Linked DNA regions of Homo sapiens: region 2 is linked to region 1. A link is an interaction called in ENCODE POLR2A ChIA-PET data of the cell type or tissue named here. Cell type or tissue: A673. All regions are shown on one strand.

Region 1 (2,500 bases):
GTAGAGACAGAGTTTCTCCATGTTGGCCAGGCTAGTCTTGAACTCCTGGCCTCAAGTGATCTGCCTGCCTCGACCTCCCAATGTACTGGGATTATAGGCGTGAGCCACAGCCCCTGGCCGCCCATCTGTAATCTTCATCAATCCCACTTTTGAAGAGGCCGAGACACTTTTCTTCATGCTCCTGTGTATTGTAAAAGGAAAAAAATAGTCAGGGCTCCTTGAAAGTTTGTTGGGTCAAGTTAGAGTTTTAAAGTGAGAAGCAGATTCTGAAGGAAAAGTTAATAACCTCTCAACAAGCCATTTTCTATCTGAAAATACCTGTGAATTACTTGGTGTTCACAATGTATGGATGTCAGGGGGAGGTTGATGGGAGGGAGAGATGGGGACTGGGAGTGAAAAGTGGTTCCCTAACCATCCACCTGCATGTTCACGAGCTGTGCCCTCGACCCCTGGATACACCGTGGACTCTCACTGTGGGCTCTGCCTCCCGAAATTCACAAAGGAAACCCAGGGTGGACATTTTAATTCACCAGAGTCATAAAATGGGTAGGGCATTTGGCTTTGATACCATGACTGCCATTTAACCTAAAGGGAAACCGACATGCAGATGAAGTGAAATAGTTTGAACTGTGGAACGAGAGCATCAATCTGGGTTTCTGACTTGACTCAGACCTAGCCTAGGAAGGCAATCAAGCAGAGAGGTTAGAACACAGGCTTTGGAATTAGACCTGGATTTGAATTCCTCTCTGATGCCTTCTAGCAGTGTAACCTTGACCACTAGGCTCAATGGCTGTGTTTGCCATCTGTGCAAACAAGGATGATAATATCATCTACCTTCTAGCCTGGCCCTTAGTAAGTGCTCAACAAATGTCACTGTCACTCATCCATGTGTTCATTGCCACCCCCACACCACTCCTGTTGACCTCTTGTTCTGTCTAATTAATTCGCCACATGCTGACCCGACCTATGCTAAACAGTGTCCTGGAGCAGGCAGTATGTGTTTTGCAGATGAGGACATCAAATTGAACAGCACTCTGTTCCTCTGGCCAGACCAGATTGAAGATATCTTTGACAACAGCCGGAACTTGCTCCTTCACAAGAGGGATCAGGCAGAAATGGATCTGATTAAAAGGTACCGGGAGAGTCTGGGATTGTCTTGGAAATGAGACCTGACTTCTTCACCCATGCTGCAGGTTCCTGGTTCTGTCTAAGCCATCCCCCAGCTCACTCCATGGCAACGTGTGGGCGAAGTCTGAAAACAATTGGTGGAGAAGGCATTTCCTTTGGTTTCCCACTGAGGGATGTTTTCTTTAAGACTGCTTCACTGTAATAACCTCTGCTAATGTCTTCCCTTCCTGCCTTGAATAATTGGAATTTGGTGGTGCAGAGAGAAAAACGCAAAACTAGTGGCATGTTATAACGGCCTCCCCAATAATAATAGTGAAATTGTCAGCCTTACATTGGAGACCACAGATCTGTAAGATATCAAGATATCAAGATAATAAAGGCATGGCAGGGGGGCTGAGAAATTGCCTATTTTGCAGCTGGTCTTATTCAGAGCTAATGTGGCTGTAATCACTTATTCATTCATTATTTGTCAATTCAGTTGGTATTTATTGCGGATTTTCATGATGTGCTATGCTCTGTTCTAGACATCTATGTGTGTTTGGCTGCTAAATAAAGATTTTAATCCAGCGACATAGAAAATATAGACATACTGACAAATCCAATAATGTCAAGTGAAGTGGGCCAGTGCCATGGACATGGTTTTACACACACACACACCCACTCCAGGTTCACGTTTTGATTATGACCTGCAGATTCATATCAATTACCCTGTCCCCTTCACATAAGAAACTCCCACTCCCAACTTGAGCTGCCATAGTTCCTGCAAATACTTACAAGAAAGGACAAGAATAGATAAAAGCAGGGATTTCTACACCAAATGGGAGAGTTTTGGCTGAAGGGTCAACCCATGTAGTTGCTACCTGGAAAATGTGGCCTAAGTGTGCTCCCCAGGGAGTGCAAAACATTTGTGTGTGTGTGTTTGTGAGTGTGTGTGTATTTTCCTGCCTCCACCTGGATGGATACTGGCCCTGGAGCCCAGAACTTAGCCTGATGGAAGGAATTGATTTGTGTTTAAATTAATAGACTATGTTTTAGAGCAGTTTCAGATTCACAGCAAAATTGAGCAGAAAGTACAAAGAATTCCCATATACCTCCCAACTCCCCCACCCTGCCCCCCCCCACACACACACCCTCTACACCCTTTTCTATGGAACTGATTTTTTTTCCATAGGTTTTTGGGGGAACAGGTGGTATTTGGTTACATGAGTAAGTAGTGGTGATTTCTGAGATTTTGGTGCACCCATCACCTGAGCAGTACACACTGAACCCAATTTGTAGTCTTGTATCCCTCACCCCCCTCCTACCCTTTCCCTGGAGTCCCCAAAGTCCATTGTATCATTCTTATGCCTTTGCATCCTCATAGCTTAGCTCC
Region 2 (2,500 bases), 120 kb after region 1:
CACATTGGGATAAGGACCAAAATTACTAACCTGCGGTCTCATAATGCCATAAGGCCACCTGCCAGACTGTCCTCTGTATCCTCTCCACCTTCATCTTTTCAAACCATCGCCCTTTCTGTCTTTTTTTTTTTTTTTTCTGGATATAGGGTCTTGCTCTGTCACCCAGGCTGGAGTGCAGTGATGTGGTTCTAGCTCACTGCAGGCTCAACTTCCTGGGCTCAAGTGATCCTCTCACCTCAGCCTCCTGAGTACATGGGACTACAGGCACACACCACGATGCCCAGCTAATTTTTTCCATTTTTGTAGAGATAGGGGACGGGGATGTGGGGTTCACTTTGTTGCCCAGGTTGGTCTGAAACTCCTGGGCTCAAATGATCCTCCTGCCTTGGCCTCCCAAAGTGTTGGGATTACAGACGTGAGCCACTGTGCCAGGCCTCTGTTCTTTACCCACAGTGACCTTTCACTTCCACCTAGACATCATGCTCCCTTCCACCACACATAGTCTAAATAACAATGAATGGAATTTTAAGTGTGGAACCCAAAATTTGTTATTGGCCAGAGATGGGATCAGAAACAAGCAGATGACCTCACAGCAACTTCTATAAATAACAGTGTATGGCTCCCGTGTATCAGCACAAATACAGCAAGTCAATCAAAGGGCTCCAGCCACACTGGCTACGTGACCCGAAGGATGCGGAAGGAACAATAGTGTGTATGGGAGACCAGTTAGAAGGTAATAGACTCAGGCATGGTGGCTCACGCCTGTAATCCCAGCACTTTGGGAGGCTGAGGCGGGCAGATCACTTGAGGTCAGGAGTTTGAGACCAGCCTGGCCAAAATGGTGAAACCCCGTCTCTACTAAAAATACAAAAATTAGCTGGAAGTGGTGGTGGGTGCCTATAGTCCCAGCTACTCAGGAAGCTGAGGCAGGAGAATAGCTTGAACCCAGGAGGCGGAGGTTGCAGTGAGCCGAGATTGCGCCACTGCACTCCAGTCTGGGTGACAGAGCAAGAATCTGTCTTAATAAAAAATAAAAAATTAAAATTTTTTTTAAAAAGGGGCTATTGTAATGGGCTCCTCACAAAGTTAAGTGAAAATATCCCACTAATTAGCCCGCATTTCCCAGGCACTCATTATGGCCATTGACAGTCACATCCCTGGAGCGCCAGGAGGAAGCCTGCCCCCACTTACCCCACCAGAATCCTTGGGAATACCCGCCTGCCTCCTTGGGTCCACCTGCCTTGGAGGAAGGTAATTAACAAAATCTCCTTTTCATTAGCCATGAGTCCAATAGGGGATGCCTTCAGGAACCGCCTGCGGATGTTCCCTTCGCTGATCAATTGCTGTACGATTGATTGGTTCCAGTCCTGGCCCACAGATGCCCTAGAGTTGGTGGCTAACAAATTTCTAGAGGATGTGGAGCTTGATGACAACATTCGGGTAGAGTAAGTGTTGATTGCATTTTAGGACTCTAGATATTCCAAATTTGAAGTCCAGACGCTGGCTCTATTTTTGTTGTTGTTTTGAAGATTTCTCAATTTGTATATAGCAAATGTCTTATGCTTTTAAATTGAATCACAGTTAGTTAGATATTTAATAAAGCATCTTGTCTGTAAAAGAAGAAAATTTCATTGTTCAGAATTGTCCTGGAGATTTGTCCTAGCTATGAGAACCTGGAATAATGATATAGCTATTTCAGTAGTCCTAGAATATGCATTCTCAACAGGAAGAAGATTGCTGCTGAGACCACAAAACAATGTTTGTTTGTTTATTTGTTTTTGAGATGGAGTCTTGCTCTATCCCCCAGGCTGGAGTTCCTTGGTGCAATCTCAGCTCACAGCAACCTCTGCCTCCCAGATTCAAGTGATTCTCATGCCTCAGCCTCCCCCAAGCAGCTGGGATTACAGGCACCTGCCATCACGTCCAGCTAATTTTTATATTTTTACTAGATATGGGGTTTCGCCATGTTGGCCAGGGTGGTCTCGAACTCCTGACCTCACGTAATCTGCCCGCCTTGGCCTCCCAAAGTGCTGGGAATACAGGTGTGAGCTACTGCACCTGGCAAAAATTAGTTCCTATAAGGGTGAAAATTTACTCTTTTATGTATAAAGCACATATATATATGTGCTTTATTATATATATATACTTAATTATATATATTATATATTATATATGTGCTTTATATATATGCTTTATTATATATAATATATGTGCTTTATACACTTTATGTATGTATATATGCATACATATATAAAAAAAGCATTTTATTTGGCTAGAGTAAGGGAAGAGGTGAGAATATCAGTCATTCTGGATGTTCCATGAAGGCTAGAGATCAGTCAACCTTGTCTACCTCTGTTTCCTTAGTTTCTAGAAGGTGCTTGGCACACAGTAGGTTCAATCATTGTTTATTTTATTTATTTATTTATTTATCTATTTATTTTGAGATGGAGTCTCACTCTGTCGCCCAGGTTGGAGTGCAGTGGTGCGATCTCGGCTCACA

What was found. ChIA-PET counts read pairs that join two places held together with the same protein. Peaks named below come from ENCODE experiments on the same cell type or tissue, not always from the same donor. Only the 100,000 strongest peaks of a DNase experiment are listed, where the experiment ranks them.
Region 2: POLR2A ChIA-PET joins it to region 1 with 16 read pairs; 2 of 35 experiments call an interaction of 5 or more read pairs at or near these places.

Annotation. Positions count from the first base shown.
Region 1 is chr16:21,103,103-21,105,602 of GRCh38, reverse strand. DNAH3 (dynein axonemal heavy chain 3) reads left to right here. Exons shown (of 62, transcript NM_001347886.2): 16 at 1,009-1,132. Among named protein-coding and RNA genes, the nearest start is that of DNAH3, 46 kb to the left of the region's middle. In A673, no CTCF peak of the experiment used is centred here; a DNase peak (open chromatin) is centred at 1,312; H3K27ac peaks cover 589 bases.
Region 2 is chr16:20,981,666-20,984,165 of GRCh38, reverse strand. DNAH3 (dynein axonemal heavy chain 3) reads left to right here. Exons shown (of 62, transcript NM_001347886.2): 49 at 1,280-1,445. Among named protein-coding and RNA genes, the nearest start is that of LYRM1, 82 kb to the right of the region's middle. In A673, no CTCF peak of the experiment used is centred here; no DNase peak of the experiment used is centred here.